2 separate regions of the Mus musculus genome follow, and region 1 is linked to region 2. The links are chromatin loops, found by intact Hi-C in ENCODE. Cell type or tissue: gastrocnemius. All regions are shown on one strand. Links, peaks and the distances in the headings refer to the core of each region. The heading gives the core; the rest is flanking DNA.

What was found. Hi-C counts contacts between places; a loop is a spot of excess contacts. Peaks named below come from ENCODE experiments on the same cell type or tissue, not always from the same donor. Only the 100,000 strongest peaks of a DNase experiment are listed, where the experiment ranks them.
Region 1: a loop joins it to region 2, with 5 times the contacts of the local background. A loop is called at or near these places in 2 of 42 quality-filtered maps.

The regions. Positions count from the first base shown.
Region 1 is chr11:22,433,086-22,441,418 of GRCm38, reverse strand. The region is part of intron 2 of Gm39609 (a long non-coding RNA gene); the gene reads left to right. Among named protein-coding and RNA genes, the nearest start is that of Gm39609, 6.1 kb to the left of the region's middle. In gastrocnemius, for the core only: a CTCF peak has its summit at 3,648 (motif pointing right); DNase peaks (open chromatin) are centred at 648, 2,558, 3,329 and 3,659; H3K4me3 peaks cover 887 bases; H3K27ac peaks cover 4,550 bases.
Region 2 is chr11:22,507,213-22,515,545 of GRCm38, reverse strand. It overlaps Tmem17 (transmembrane protein 17), which reads right to left and starts at 3,263. Exons shown (of 4, transcript NM_153596.3): 1 at 2,963-3,263. The coding sequence starts at 3,062. It overlaps Gm46274 (a long non-coding RNA gene), which reads left to right and starts at 6,023. Exons shown (of 2, transcript XR_001780167.2): 1 at 6,023-7,734; 2 at 7,855-8,333. In gastrocnemius, for the core only: a CTCF peak has its summit at 3,085; a DNase peak (open chromatin) is centred at 2,876; H3K4me3 peaks cover 1,505 bases; H3K27ac peaks cover 2,229 bases.

The DNA.
Region 1 (8,333 bases), core at 292-8,291, 74 kb after region 2:
TTATTTGATCAAAGATAAAAATAGATTTTAAAACCTCAGTTGGCCTGGTCAAGTGTGGGATGGTGTTGCCCTCTGTTCCTCAGACCCATCCTCAGAATTCTTAGGATTCCACAGAACACAACCTAAGCCCAGGGTACCCCATTGGTCTGTGTTCTTGATAAAGCATGCCAAGCTAGTTAGGAGACATTAATTTAAGGTTTGTACCAGACAGTGAAAAAGGTTGCTAAAATCTAGGGTTGGCAAGGGAGTGGGAAAATGTCCAGACCCCAGTGATGAGATGGTGAATCCACATACTCTTTGGAAATTAACTCATCACTCTTAAATGTATAAGCCATGTGTTCTTGTAGTTCCCAGTCTAAAAATCAATGTGTTGTAACTTTAATTTTTTTCAAAACCTATTTTTAATGATGGTTCTTAAATATTTTAACCTCCCTTTTAGTCTACCACCTACCAAAGGTAGTGGGGAAGAAAGAATATGGAGAAATGGACCTTCTAAGAAATGGTTTTGGGGAGCAATGACTGTCTGTTTTGTCTGGAAATCAGCAGTTCAGTAGAGTTGGATTAGCAGCAGTGGTGACATGATCAAGCAGAGATAGCCAGGCCTCAGCCTTGGTACACATCAGCAGGAAGAACTGGGAGGAATGCCAGAAGTTCTTGGCTGTGCCTCTCTCAGCAAAGACATGAGGGCCCACAATCGCTGCACAGCTAGCTCTATGAGCAAGCCTTGCTCAGCCCTCATTACTGCCTGAGAGTCCTATTTATACCCTCCCCCAACATCACATGTCCTCCACATGTCTCTCCTCAGCACTTGTGTCTATCACTCTGCCAATCAGCCCTAGTCCGTAGAAGCAGCAAAACTGCCACACACCACCAGAAGTTTTTTGGTGCATTTCTCTCTATGGAGTCCTGATGAATACAGCTCAACTATGCAATGTAAGGCAGACCAATACATGTGTGTTGTTATTGAAGAATCCTTTATCACATGTCCTTTCACATTAGCAGAACATTCTTTCCCCTGTGTCTGCTTCAGCTAAACATTCCTCCACAAGTCTGCCTTAGCCTTTCACCTGTGTCCACTTCAGGAAAATACTTCTGTTGTTTGCCCCAGCAAAACACCATGCAAACTAACTTTTCAACTTTCCAAAGAACCCTTAATTTTCCACTTCAAAATGTCTTCACAGCTTGCTCACTATAAGATTCAAAAGCAGGAACAGCTTTAAGAGAGAAACAAAATACCAAAAAGACATTAAAATGAAATCTAGAGATTGTGTTTATATTGATAAAGTCTTCCTTGGTACCATGTGAGGTGAATATGGAGGTCACAGAAGAACATGGGTTGGTTTTAGTAACCAAACAGGTAAAGCCGGACTCTATCTCAGCTGTGTGATAGTTCTAATTGGAAAACAACAAAAATCTAGAAATAATTTGTATAGGGATGTACTGGCTAGTTTTGTGTCAACTTGACACAGCTGGAGTTATCACAGAGAAAGGACCTTCAGTTGAGGAAATGCCTCCATGAGATACAACTGTCAGGCATTTTCTCAATTAGTGATTAAGGGGGAAAGGCCCCTTGTGGGTGGGACCATCTCTGGGCTGGTAGCCTTGGTTCTATAAGAGAGCAGGCTGAGCAAGCCAGGGGAAGCAAGCCAGTAAAGAACATCCCTCCATGGCCTCTGCATCATCTCCTGCTTTCTGACCTGCTTGAGTTCCAGTCCTGACTTCCTTTGGTGATGAACAGCAGTATGGAAGTGTAAGCCGAATAAACCCTATCCTCCCCAACTTGCTTCTTGGTCATGATGTTTGTGCAGGAATAGAAACCCTGACTAAGACAAGGGATTTTTGTCTCCTGGAGAAGGGGAAGTAGATTTAGATAAGAGAAATGTATACATTTTGTTCTGTAGATATTTATGCTATTTGATTTTGGTAGCAAAAATATGTAGTAATTTTACAATTAAGGATGTGAAGAATATAAAATAGTAACATAAAAATATTAAGACTGTCTCATAAGTAAGAGGCTTTGTAAGTTTTATTTTTTCTGTTAACAAAAATGCAGATAATGTGTCTGTTTTCCTTTTTCCCTTGGCCACCAGGAAATTCACAGCCAACTTTAACACATGAACGCTGGCGGTGTCAGGGCCCTGTAGGCCTACACTTCCCTGTCTTGGGGCGAGGAGGAGACCTAGGCTCTCGTGATTTGCACAGACAAGGCAGGCAGAAGTTTTTACTCTCGAAGCTCTATCAAAACAAACGAGCTCTGATTCAGGATCTCAGTTTACTTCTAGTCCAGAGCCACATGGGCAGACCTGAGTGACAAGTCTTATCTTCACTGCGAAGATGCAGGGGCGCTGTTAAGGCGAGGAGTGACTAGATCTGAATCATGTTTGGAGAAACCCCACACATATGGTGGAGGAGAGAAGAGGCTGGCCCAGAGGAAGGTAGTGGTGCTTATTAAATACCCACAGACTGACTGGATAACCTTGGCTTAAGTGACTACAGTAACCTCAGAGTGTTTGTTGAGTGGGGACTACAGCCTCTCAGTCAAGCACAGTTGGATGGCTTGGTCTGAACATGAGCCAGCTGGCCAGTGTGATCCCAAACAGAAAAAAAAAAAAATCAAAATCAAAACAAAACAATAAAACTACTCCACAGTCACAGCAAGCCATTGCATAAGGAGGACAGTGTGAGCAATGTCTTGTGGTAGAAAAGCAGTGAAGGCAGTCACTTACAGGCACAGCAGGTAATTTCTGTATCTAGACAGGGCCTCTTTGCTGAGAGTGTGGGAGGGACACTCACCTCATCTCTGTGAAGGAAGTGAAGCACCAAGAAAGGTTACTGGCTTAGGGTCAGACCTAGATCTGTGATTTCTGTCACTTATTAACTGGATAGCCTTGAGCAGCCCCAAGAGCCAGTGCCTTCATTCGTAAAGAAGGTTAAAGACCCATTTCCAGGCACAGGAGGGTAAAATAAGGGAAAGCTATGAATTCTAAGGGATTAGAGTAACTTTTTAATTTTTATGATTCCACTTTGTATGCCCCACACATCCCAGGCAGAAAGAAAAATATTTAAAAGATGACATTGTTATGTTCCCATGAGTAGCCTGGGATATCTGTTTTGGGGCTTTTTATACCTTTAAATAGCAGAATCCCTAGCTAGTCTGTGTTGTCCCTTTAAATCTAAGGATGGGGGGTCACAGATCTTCCAATTTAGCTGCTAAGCCTTTAAATAATGGGCTTGCCCACCTCCACCCTTGCACTGTTCCCTGGGCTTCTGGGATGTCTCTCAGGTAATTCCAGTACTCTTGGCGGCTGCCCCAGTTCACAGCTGCCACAGGGATCAGCTACTCAAAAAAACTGTTGCTGAATTAATATTGGCAGTGTGTGTGGGTTATATTTGCAGAGCATTGGCAGGCACCAGGGACCTACTGGTTAAAGTCCATTCTAACCTTTCCTCTGTCATGCTTGAAAAATATGGGAGGTTTTCTGCTGCTGTTGGTAGCTGAAGACCGCCCCATTCTCCGCTTCCCCTAGATTACGTGTGGTGGAATACTTCTCACGCAAGAAGGAGAAAAATGTCCTGGTTGAAGTGAAAATCCTTTCCTCAGAGGACCAGTTGCTGTCAACTGGCAGTTTTGGGTCGTTTCTTTGCTGTTCCCTCTGGTCTGTCCAGCAGGTGGTGGAGTTCCAGCAGCCTTGTCCCCAGTCAGACTGTCCTGTAATGCTCAGCACGTGATAGGCGACTGCTGTCTGACTCACTCCTGCTGCCTCTGGCTCTGGGGCTGTGTAAACACCACAAGGAACGGCAAGAACAGAGTACTCCAAGCTTTTCCTGTAGTTTCCCTCATCAAACAAAGAACAAATTCGTGTTGACTGAATATAGAACTGCCTGTGTCAGCTGGGATTTAAACTCTTAATCACTTTATTCTTAGCAAAGACCCAGAAAGAAACCCTAAATTGTTTCTTTGTTCATTATCCACCTATGAAAACACATTTGTTAACAGTACTGAATGTATCATGATAGACAGCTGAATCCAAATTATTCTTGAGAAACAGATTAATCCAGTGTGCTGCTGAGTGCCTGTGACCCCAGCCTTGGGGTTTGGGTAGAGATAGGTGGATTTCTGAAGCTCATTGGCCAGCCTGGCTGGGCAAATGGGAGAGCTACAGGTTCAATGAGAGATCCTAGCTCCAGAAGCAATGGAAGATTGATCAAGGAAAGGTAGCTGATATTGAAAGTCATGCATGTGAGCATGTGCAATAAAGAAAAATGAAAAAAAAAACCAACTTTAAAAAGTCAGCAGCTAAAGAGGAAACAACAACAACAGAGAAAAGAGAGAGAGAGAGAGAGAGAGAGAGGAGAGAGAGAGAGAAAAGAAAGTGGGAACATCCGTTATAGGCAAAACTTCAAGCCCCCAAATGTTCACACTCACACATTTCAAATTAGACATTTCAAAAACAGTGATTAAAAAAAAAAAAAGGTTTTAGAAAAATGTAAAAACGAAGCACTTCTAGGTTTGCTTCTCAGTTTCTTCAGAAAGTCTATATAACATTGCTTTTGTTTGGCCCCTGCTGTCTTCAGACTCATTTGGTTAGAGACTTAATTTGGTGGCTGAAACAGGGATCAATGCTAGAGGAAAATTTGGGTCAGAGTCTTTCTTAGAGTATTACCAATGGCAGATAGCTCCTCTCATGCCTTAGAGAGCCACCTCCAAAGGTATATGGTGTCCCTGTGATGGTTAAATACTAATTGGATGCAATGGAGAATCACCTGGGAAGGGGGTCTTAATGAGGGACTATCTATCCATCAGATTGGGGGATTGATGTGTGAAGGCCCAGCCTAAATGGTGTGTGGGTGACACTCTTTCCTGTCTCTAGGCTTTGGGTTGTACAAACAAGGAGAAGATAAGCAGAGAGTATATATATGCATCCATTTCTCTCTGCTCTTGGTTGTGGATATGACATAATCAACTATTTTAAGTTCTCACTGCCGTGACTTCCCTGTAGCAATCACCATATAACATGGAACTGTGAACTAAGATGAACCCTTCCTCACTCAGTGGCCTTTTCAGGGTATTTTATCACAGCGACTAGTGTTGTGATCTTGAATGTCTCGGGGCTTCAGAAGGACCACACCAGGCCACACAGTTCCATGTGAGGTTTATTGGTAGAGAGAGGAGCAAGGTGGTGGCAGAGAAGGGGGAAAGAGAGAAAGAGAGATTGGGGGGGGGGCTTTCTTTATGTATAGGTGATAATGTAACACAGGTAAAGGTGGGAAGTGAGCCAAGTGGATTCTGGGAATATGGTGGCTGTTGCCTTGGCAACAGGTCTGCATGTCTCGCTTATGTGATGTCACAGGTTTTGGAGGTCCTGATACAAACAACTAGAAAGGAAACTAGTAGTTCAGGTATGGAATAAGACATTTATGAGAACCTCTTATATGAGCAAATCAGGAACACATCATCTTATGGGGTTCCTTAAGAGAATTCTGCATGTCACAGGGTCACATACACATGATTTCTCTGTTAAGACCCTAGTTACTTGGAGTCATAAAGGACAGGAAGGATTTCTCTCTTTGTTCAGAGTTCAAGAACTCTCATACAGTTAAATTCTGTACTATATGTAGTGGTATGTTGCCATAGCTTTCAGATTTTCCTGCCTCTGATAAGCCAATCATCAAACACTTCTTCCTTACAAAATAGCAGTGGAAAGCTAGGGCAGAGGCAGCGATGTGGGAACATCCATCCATCCCATCCTTCCCTTCCATTCTCCAGATAGCTACTAGTGGCTTTTGCTCAGAGGCCTCTTTTCACCTGATTGATTGCTAAAGTTGGGGCTGACTTTGGCACCATCTAGCCAGACACAGTGCTGGAGGATCCAAGAGTTCTACATCTTGATCCAAAGGCAGCAGTAGGAGATTCTCTTCCACATACTGGGTGGGGTCTGAGCACAGGACCTCAAAGCTCACCCCCACAGTGATATACTTCCTTCAACAAGGCTACACCTACTCCAACAAGGCCACACCTCCTAATAGTGGCACTTCCCATAGTCTAGACATATTCAAACCACCACAGTACAAGAGCTTTTCTCACCTCTAGCCATCCTAACAGGCATGCCTAGCTACCTGTCCCCACTTTCTAGTCAAGGAGCTGTGAAAAGATGTATTCACTGTGTCCACACTGGGAAGAAGAGATAAAGGGGTCCAGTGAGCCTAGTCCATCTTTGGGATGCTGACATCCACTCGATTTAAGTAAAGGGAGAGAGGTGAACATAATCAAGCAGTCCTAGTCGAGATACCACCCCATCCTGCCCACCACTGAAGGTGGTCCATGAATTGTTAAGTCTCTTCACCAGTCATCCTCAAGGGAGCATGGTGCTTGCTACAAGATGACTCCTGTGCCCAGATAGCAGTCTCACCCTGTAGGTAAATATCCTCACGGTAGGAGAGGTGAGTTTGTCCTGTGGAATTTTGCTCTTTCTAGAATCCAAGGTGAATATAGGTTAAGGCCAGTGACAACTCTGTGTTGTTAGCCTTGTGGACCAAGTAAGGAGTTAATGCTTTTTTTTTTCTTCTTCAAAAAAGCTTCTAAATGTCTAATTTAAAGCTACCCAATCCTTGAAATTATTGTCATTATTAACTGGTCCTATTTCATTTAGAGATACCTTCTTTGTGAACCCATGTGCCCCACATTATAAGAGCTCTCCTTTTCTTGTCTTTTCCACCAAATAGTAAAGTTGTAAGTACAGCAAGTGGGAGTATGTGTTCTGTCAGCATCCCTACTAATCTCTCTTAGCTGCGGAGAAGTGTAAATGCCAAATGAGCTTGGCGAAGGACTAATGTGATACTAAGGTGAACACAGGTGAATGAAAAAGAAACAAAAAAGGAAGAACATGACTGCTCATAGGTATGATGGAGGAGAAGGTTTATTGTAGATAAAAATGAGGGAGAGTCCAGAGTGAACATGTCCAGACAGAGCTGTGCCACAGCATGGGGAGCAGAGGAGAGAGGATCAACAAAGAGAGGTAGCCTGGGCCAAGAGACTGGCCAAGAGGGTAAAGGTTGGTTACCTGGCCTCTTCTGGCCTCTTCTGGCCAGGTAACCAAAATGCTTGAATTATAAGGGAAAGGCAGCTTGGGAAATGACGGCTTAGTCCCTGGGCTGAAGTTAAGAGTAGGGGGCAGGGTATGTCAGCCATACCCTGTAACATGTAGGGACTGAGGGACAACCTGGGAGCCAGGTCCACTTTGATACGTGTAATAGGCACCTCAGCCAATTTGTTCCTGCTTTGAGACCTATCATAGGGGTGTACTTGAATACAACAAGTTATTATCTGCCACTAATTAGGAGGTTCATTGTGTCTTCCAAAGGGGTCCTTTTGAGGTACGTTTTAGGAGGCAAGGCCATAGGAAAGGGCACTTCACTCAAGCTTGACCTTGTAACAAAATTTGAGCAGTAGAAGTAAAAGCATTTACATCTGAGATTTTGCCACCGGGAAGAAACTCTCTGACCCAAGTTCAAAACAACTTATGTCATCACATAGGATCCCACACATAGGAAGGTCCTATACTTTGTTTAGTGCTTTATGACACTGTCTTAAAATGCTTAAAATTTAAGGAAAGGGACCCTGCATTTTTACTTTGCAAATTATGGAGCCTATACCTTGATACATGATCCAACACAGAAGAGAGATGCAAAGACAGTTCCCATGGTGATGATAAACAGAAATTTGAGGAGAGCTATCAGGGGATATAGAAGGCAGTTGGAGTCAGACAGGTGAATGAACCTCCACAATAGACATATTGGCCTTCAAGCCAGGTTTCAGTGCTGTTTAACCTTCTCATCAACCTTAAATATGGATGCTTGCCTGAGCATGCGTAGGTCAGATCTGCTACATGATAATTTTCTGGTGAAGTTCTTGCTTCATGATCATCGAGGACACTCATTTCACATTACCGGACTTTCCTCTAAGTTTACACCTGAGAGCTGGAGACAAGCTGGAAGGTGAAGAGTGTCCCTGTAGTCTGAGCACTGTAGCTGACTTCACGCCAGACTCACTGCAGCATTGCCACGTGGCCTGACTATAGAGTCCTGTGTTCCCCAGAATTGTTTTATGACCTGGCCCATTGAGTTTCCTAAAGGTCTTTTAGAAATTATAAATAAGGCTCAAGTCCCTTCAGGCCGGCCCACTGCAGCACCGTGGTCCCTGGCCCAGGGGAGTCTCTGGACACCCACAAGGACCCACACAGGATCCGCCACGGGATCCTAAGTCCTCTGGTGAGTGGGACACAACTTCTGCCAGGAGGCAGGTTCAAACACCAGATATCTGGGCACCATCCCTG
Region 2 (8,333 bases), core at 54-8,053:
TCCTTTACAAGAGTTCCTGTGGTCATGGTATGTCTTCATAGCAATAGAAACCCTAAGTAAGACAGGAGACAAGAAATTCCAGGTGCCAGAGTTGGGATGCATTATTACATCTTTCTGGGGTCACCTAATCATCTCTGATTTGATGACCCCTCACTGTCACTGAGGCTGTTGTGAGGGTCTCCACTCTTACCACTGTGCCTGGCACACATAGTTGGCACTCAACAAACAATGCCCTTTCCTTATATACGTAGACAACGAAGTCTTGGTGTAAGCACAAATTTCACTTTCATTTCCTGTTCTAAATCTTGCTTTCTACAGTGAATACCAAACATGCATAAGCAGAAAGAACAAAATTTCAAAGGCATGTCATTGTACATGTAGCCATTTGTGACACACATGTTCCATTTACCAGACTGATTACCCAACATCTTTTGTTTCTGTATAAGGGAAAAGGTCCTTCAACAAGAATTTTTTTTTTTTTTTTTGGTTTTTTTTTGAGACAGGGTTTCTCTGTGTATCCCTGGCTGTCCTGGAGCTCACTTTGTAGACCAGGCTGGCCTCGAACTCAGAAATCCGCCTGCCTCTGCCTCCCAAGTGCTGGGATTAAAGGCGTGCGCCACCACGCCCGGCAAGAATTTTTTTTTTCAAAAAGGTTTATTTATTATTATATGTAAGTGCACCATAGCTGTCTTCTGACACTACTATCTGAAGAGGGCATCAGATCTCATTACGAGTGGTTGTGAGTCACCAGGTGTTTGCTGGGATTTGAACTCAGGATCTTTGGAAGAGCAGTCAGTGCTCTTACCTGCTGAGCCATCTCACCAACCCCCTCAACAAGAATTTGATTATAAAAATTGAACCCTAAAAATACATTATAAATTTAACTACATTCTTATTTTAAATTGGTTGTTCTAAATGTAAGAATTTAGAAATTACAAATTCCTTGAGACTGTTTTTTGTTTTTCTCTGCATAGTTTTTTTTTTTTTTTTAATTGACATTTAATACTTTTAAAACAATCATGGGGTTGGAGGCTGGGAAGATGGCTCAGCGGGTAAGAGCACTGACTGCTTTTCCAGAGGTCCTGGACTTAAATCTTGCACCCACATGGCAGCTCACAACTGTCTGTAACACAAGCATACATGCAGTCATACAAGCATAAACGCCAATGCACATAAAATAAAAATAAATAAATTAATGAAAAATTCATGGTCTCTAGAAGCAAATTAAGTTTTAAGAGCAAGGCTGACTATTGTGGTCTGCTTTTTCTTGCTTTGACTTCTTAAATTATCCCAAATATAGGAATGATTTTTTTTTTTCCAAGTCGGGGTTCTTTGTAAAGGCCTGGCTCTCCTGGAACTTGATCTGAAGACCAGGCTGGCCTCGGCCCCTGCGTGCTGGGAGTACAGGCATGCACTACTACCTCTGGGCTAGGAATTTTTAAAATTTGTTAGCGCTAAGGAAAATCCACTAGGATTTTTTTCATTATTATTATTTTACTTTGGGCAACAGTACAATTCTTGATCCATTGTGGGTGTGATCTTACAGTCAGATTCGCCAAGAAGAAAACAGGAAAGTAATTACACACTAGCTAAGCTGATACTTTTAGAACCTTTAGAGCAGAAACTGTAGTCTTTTTTTTTTTTTTTTGCAAAGAGACTGAAGCAGGAATATTTCAAGATCAAAGCCAGTCTGGACTACTTAGAAAATTTCAGGATAGCCCAGGTACTTCTTGATTGCATTGTAACCAAATAAATTTTGTTGTTGTTTGTTTTAAAGGCTATGGGGATATAGCTTGAGAAGAGTGGCTGTTTAGAATGTCAGGGTTTTGATTTTATGTAGGCTCATGTCCATACTTCAACACATCAAATTTATACAATTGAAAAATCAGACCAAATGAAGAGGAACCACAAGGCACAAGGTGTGAGTTCATTAAATTTTACAAAAGTTCCAGTTAAGTTCTGTAATGAGATAAAATTTAAGTATTATATAATTGGTCAGACAAATTTTTCTGACCAATTAATTGCCTGTCTTGGCAGAGACAGTGAACTTAAACAGCTTTTCTCACGTTTGAATGTCTGGGAAAACAATATTTTCTGACACGTAAGAACCATAAGAAATTACAGGGCTGATGTCTTTACCTAGTTCTATTGCTGTCCACACCATCACGACTATCTAGGCTGCTGAGGCTCTAAAGAACTTCAGAACAAATGTCACCCCCGCCCCCCCCACACACACTTTTTTTCCCAGAGACTTTGTATTATTCGATTTTAGTGCCCCGTACGGCTCACACTTTGAATCGGAAACACGAAATCCTAATTTTACAGGCTTTTCTCCATATAGCGTAAATTACACGAATGACCAAGGTGACAACATGCAATGATGGCAAGTGGTTTGCTTTTCAATGCCCTATTTAAGAAATAAAAATAAAAATAAGAAAGCCCAAACCAAGCCATCGAAAGGATTTCCAATTCCTTGATTTCAAAGGAGACAACCATGTATGCTGTCCTCCTGATTGAGGAGGCAGAAGCTGGAGTTAACTCGTTGGTATTTCGTTTTTAGATTTCGGGAGGAGAGTTTTTTATACAGGGAGAAAGAAGGAACAGGCAGAGGAAGGCCTTGTCGGTTTGGCAGCAGCCGGTCTTGCTCTGCTAGGAGGGGTTTGGACACAGCCCGGTTTTGTGTGAGCCGGCGGCTGTCACGCTGGGGACTCAGCGGGGACCCGCGTGGGGAAGAAGGCGTTCCTGATCCGCATCCTGATCCGCTCGGCGACCGCGCCACCGGGTGCAGTAGCTGCGGCGGCGGAAGCGCGTGGTCTCCCGGGTCCGCCGCAGGGCCGTGGTTTCTCCCGGGGCACAGAGCCCTGGCTGAAGCCGGAGCAGCCATCTTTCACCCGGGCACGGCCTGTGCGGCCTCCCGCCCGCGAGCCACACCCCCGCGTGGGCCTGCGCCCTCGCCACTCACCGGCCGCATCACTGGACTCTGGCCCGGTGCGGCTGGAGTCGCCGAACACGGTGAGGCTGAGGTTGCTCAGGCGCTGGCGAACAGGGTCCGGCAGCTCCATGCCTGGCCTGCCCGCTGGCCTCTCACACACCCGCTAGTCGGCGGGCACAGCGGCGCGTGGCGGTTCCCTTGGCAACCGGGCAGTGCGGGGCCCCTAGGGACCTGGTACCTGGGCTTCCCCGAACGCTACAGAATCCTCCAGAGGCTTCCCCTTGGAGAGGCGAGCCAGGGCCACGGGCCCGCAGCCTAACGTGGCCTAGTGCTGCTGAAAATGGCGGGTTCCTCCGTCTTGCTTTAAAGCCGCGTCGTCTTAAGATGATCACAAGTAATAAGCCATTCGGACCTGGGCTGAGCCACAAGGAGCTCTCACACCATAGCAATTCCTCTGCAAAATTGGTGCACCATTTCTTGAGGGAAATGGAAAACGAACATAGATATTTTAAAAAAATGCCCTTGACATTCTTTTTATTATTATTAGATATTTTCTTTATATACATTTCAAATGCTATCCCGAAAGTTCCCTATACCCTCCCTCTGCCCTCCTCCCCTACCCACCCACTCCCACTTCTTGGCCCTGACATTCCTCTGTACTGGGGCATATAAAGTTTGCAGTACCAAGGGGCCTCTCTTCCCAATGATGGCCAACTAGGCCATCTTCTGCTACATATGCAGCTAGAGACATGAGCTCTGGGGGTACTGGTTAGTTCATATTGTTGTTCCACCTATAGGGTTGCAGACCCCTTCAGCTCCTTGGGTGCTTTCTCTGGCTTCTCCATTGGGGGCCCTGTGTTCCATTTTATAGATGACTGTGAACATCCACTTCTGTATTTGCCAGGCACTGGCATAGACTCATATGAGACAGCTATGACAGGGTCCCTTCAGCAAAATCTTGCTGGCATATGCAATAATGTCTGGGTTTGGTGGCTGATTATGGGATGGATCTCTGGGTGGGGTATTCTCTGGAAAGTCCATCCTTTCGTCTTAGCTCCAAACTTTGTCTCTGTAACTCCTTTCATGGGTATTTTGTTCCCTATTAGAAGGAGGAATGAAGTATCCACCCATTGGTCTTCCCTCTTCTTGATTTTCTTGTGTTTTGCAAATTGTATCTTGGGTGTTCTATGTTTCTGGGCTGATATCCACTTATCAGTGAGTGCATATCTAATGACTTCTTTTGTGATTGGGTTACCTCACTAAGGATGTTCCTCAGAAAATTGCCCTTGACATTCTTAAGAGGGTGGATGAGCCAAGCATACCTGCTTCAGAAGACAGGGAAATAACTTAAAAGTATTGAAAGCAGTTGTTTCTGGAATATAGGTGATTTTAAAACTAAAAATATCAGCCTTTCCCTGCTTTCTCTTAAGACATATCATTTTAGCATTTAGAAGGCAGAGACAGGAGATCTCCAGTTTAAGGTTAGCCTGGGATACATTGCAAAATCCTCAAAAACCAAAACAAACCATTAGGTGTAATAGACATAAAGAAAAGCACAGTCGGATGTATTAGGTCCCAGGTCAGTCAACAGTATCATCATCTCCAGGAGCTACCCTTTCTCAGTTGCTTGTGAAGCAGTGGCCTGTTTTATACTTTATAGTAGACTGATTGCACATTCAAGTTTAAAAAGAAAATCTGACTTTGCTGTCAACATTTTTTATGAATTTTCTTTCATGTTGATAAGTTCCTGTGTAATTTCTACTTAGGAGCAGTTATGACAAGTGCCACTCTTGGTGAAAATGCTTGTTGATGAACATACATGTTTATGTTGAGTATAACATACACATTTATGTAGAGTGTAACCTACATGTTTATGTTGAAACATACATGTTTATGCCAGTGTAACATGTTTATGTCGAATGTGTCCGGGGAAGTGCTGAGGCAAGTGGTATGTAAGACCAATTTTATTGGGATCTGCCAAGGCTTTCTCAAAGAGGTTTCAGCAAACTCTCCAGCTATATTCGAACATTCCTGTCACTCTGTGAGCTTTACCAAGACTTATATTCCACTCTTCCCTTTTAATCTTTCTGGTAAAGGGTTCTGGGCCTAGAGATATCTCAGTGGTTGCCAACACTCATTGATCTTGCAGAGGACCCAAGTTCATTTCCCTTTACCCACATGGTGACTCACAACCATCTCTAACTCCATCAGAAATCTCTTTCTGATCTCCAAGGGCATCGAACACACAAGTGGTGTACAAACAAAACTTCAGGCTAAATTCGTGTAAAATGAATAAATCCAATTTTAAAAGTCAAGATCATGGCAAGCAGTAACATTTTACAATTCTTTTCATAAAATATAGTTCTTGTTCTGAAGGGAGTAAGAAAGAATCTATTCTGAGCTAACTATGAGTGCCTGTAGCCTGGTAACGTGGATTCAGGTCATCCTAATAATGTTTGTACTATTAGAGAATGCAAGATAGCCATAATGCATCTACTAAATACATTACTGGCGATGTTGGGTAGGCAGGTCATAGCAAAGCAGGGACATCTCTGCCACAGGCCTCACATGCTGGGAGTTTCCAGAGTATGTGTTGTGCATTGGGTTCATTGCTATTTGTGTCGATTCAGCTCCCAAAATGTCTGTGCTGAGGCTCCCTGCCCCAACTTGGCTCTGATTAGGAAATAAAGTTGCCATCGGCCAATGACTGGGCAGGGAGACAGAACTTTAGATTTCCCAGGCAAGGAAGCAGGAGAGAGAAGGGCTTTTAGAATCGTCATGGTAGGAAACCGGGAGAAATCAGACTTGAGGGAGCAGGAGACAAAGCATCCAGCCATGTAAGAGTCAGGGAAGCAGCCCTAGGGCCACTTCCCCAATTGGGTCTGGGAATAGGAGAGATGAAATACAGATTTCAGAAAACAATAATTTAGGAATATCAGAGGGGAGAGTATGCTAGTCACAGAAAGGTTTGGAAATGCCCAGCCATTGTGCTGTTTAAGGCATATTAAAAATAAAGCTGCCTGCCTCTGTGTGTGTGTGTGTGTGTGTATGTGTGTGCTTCATTTGTTAATCCAAAACATTTGGGTGGGTGTAGAAGAACTGTGTGCTCCTGCTGGGGGGTTAGAGAGAATTAATAATTTACTGGTACAGGTATATAAATACTAGGTTCCTGAGAAGCAGTGTGGGTGGTGGTTGGTTGTTCATGGGGGTTGGATGCAGTTTGTTAGCAGTCGTGCTCAAAGAAGAAACAAGAAAGAAATTAGATTCAGATATCTCTCTTTTATCATCAAAATACAAACAGCACCAGGGCAATCCACAACAAGGGGGTAAAATGGAAGGGGAAGAGATAAAGAGTGGGAGAAAGAATAACCCACAAAGAAGAAAAGACCAGCCACACAGTTTCTCTGACTACAGTCCTCTGTAAATTCTAGTCAGAGATGGCTAGGAGAAGCTGGCAAACTTTTGCTTCAGATCAGGGTGGAACTCAAGCCCCAGCATCTTCAAAAAAGGCTTTCAGGACCGCCCTAAGGCTACTTGGAGGCTCTTGACAATTTCCTACCTGCTCTAGCCACAGCACTGGGCTCTCTGTCCTATAATTGTGTGTTAGTGTGTCTGTCTCTCACCTACCACTCATTGAAGTCTTTCGTCTTAGGTGTTTGCCTTAGAGTAGAGTCAGAGATGGATAACTATAAGAATAAAGGAAAGGAAAAGCCCGATCACTTCCCCCACAGCTAGTTCAAAGACTTAGCCAGCTCCTGGGTAAATGCATTCTGTTGAATACACAATCCATGACTAAAGCCACGTGAAGTCTTGCCATTAAAAAATAAATGTAAACAAGAATCACTTTTCATCTCTTAAGGGAACCAAGATTTTTATAGAGGGGATGATGAAGCTCAAGGCCAGAGGTGCTGCTAATTGGAATGTACTTGGGGCAGGCCGACAGAGATAAGAAGTTAACACCATGTAGAAATAACCTTGAAAGTGTTGAAAAGATCAGTTCAGGACCTTTTGGAAAATTCCACCAGACTCCTCCCCTTCGGAAAGGGAAAGCTAATTAACATTCGGAAGGATGGACAGACCATGGGCGACCTGTGGGGGGGGGCGGCTAGAACAGGTAAACACATTCCTCTATGAATGACAGAGAAAGAAAGATCTCTTAGAGGAAATTTAGACTTATATTAAGTGATGTTTCAAGACCAGGTAATATTTTGCTTTCAAAGTCATCCTCATTGAGTATTTTTCTTAGAAAAAATAATCCCCTTTAAAATGTTCTCTCTCTGTCTCTGTCTGTCTGTTTGTCTGTCTGTCTCTCTCTGTGCGTGTGTGTGTGTGTGTGTGTGTGTGTGTGTGTGTGTGTGTATTTGGATCTGTGGAGTGTCTCTGTGGCACGTTTGTGTCAGCGGTATACTGCTCGCCTGTCGTGTCAGACAGCTGCTGCACTGTGCAACACTATGTGGGATATGGGAAATTTCAAGATAAGGGAAAATATCAGGAAAGCAACACCCTGCTTAAGGAAATCTCAGAACTGTCAAATAAAAGATGTGAATCTGGGCGAGGCAGAGTCATTTTATTGAATGTATCCTGTTATTGGTTGTAATAAAATTCTGCTTTCCTACTAAATACAGATGCATTAATGCCTGCTCCTCAGGCTTGTTTTTTGCTGTGGTTCTGTCTTTAGTTGCCTCACACTTTGCTTTGCCTTCAATGGCATCCTCTGCAATGCTTACAGTTTGTTTCATTCTGCTCGTCAATCCATCAAGGATGTAAGAGAAGAAATGCTGTAAATGGACAAGTTTATTCAGGTAAGTTTGAATTATTTATTTTATCTCCGTTGTTGAATAACACAGCTCTCTTGATTTTAAGATGTTTGCTTTGTAAAACAGAAGATTGTGATCTCCTTTCTCACTGTGTTTTGTTTTCAGGTAGCACAGAATTGTTCTTTTCCCCAGTTCAATACACGCTGTGAGTAAAATAGGCTGTCAGCATGGATGCCCCAGGTGGTGGTGAGTACTCTACCACCTACAGCTCCAACATTCCACCAAGAAATGCTAATGCAGGAGGGAAACTGCCCTGCCTCAGCCCTGCCTCAACCCTGCCACAGCCCTGCCTCAGCCCTGCCTCAACCCTGCCACAGCCCTGCCTCAGTCCTGCCTCAGTCCTGCTTCAGCCCTGCCTCAGCCCCGCCTCAGCCCTGCCACAGCCCTGCCTCAACCCCGCCTCAGCCCTGCCTCAGCCCTTCCACAATCCTGCCTCAGCCCTGCCTCAGCCCTTCCACAACCCTGCCTCAGTCCTGCCTCAGCTGTTCCACAACCCTGCCTCAACCCTGCTACAGCCCTGCATCAGCCCTCCAACAACCCTGCCTCAGCCCTGCCCCAACCCTGTCTTAACCCTGCCTCAGCCC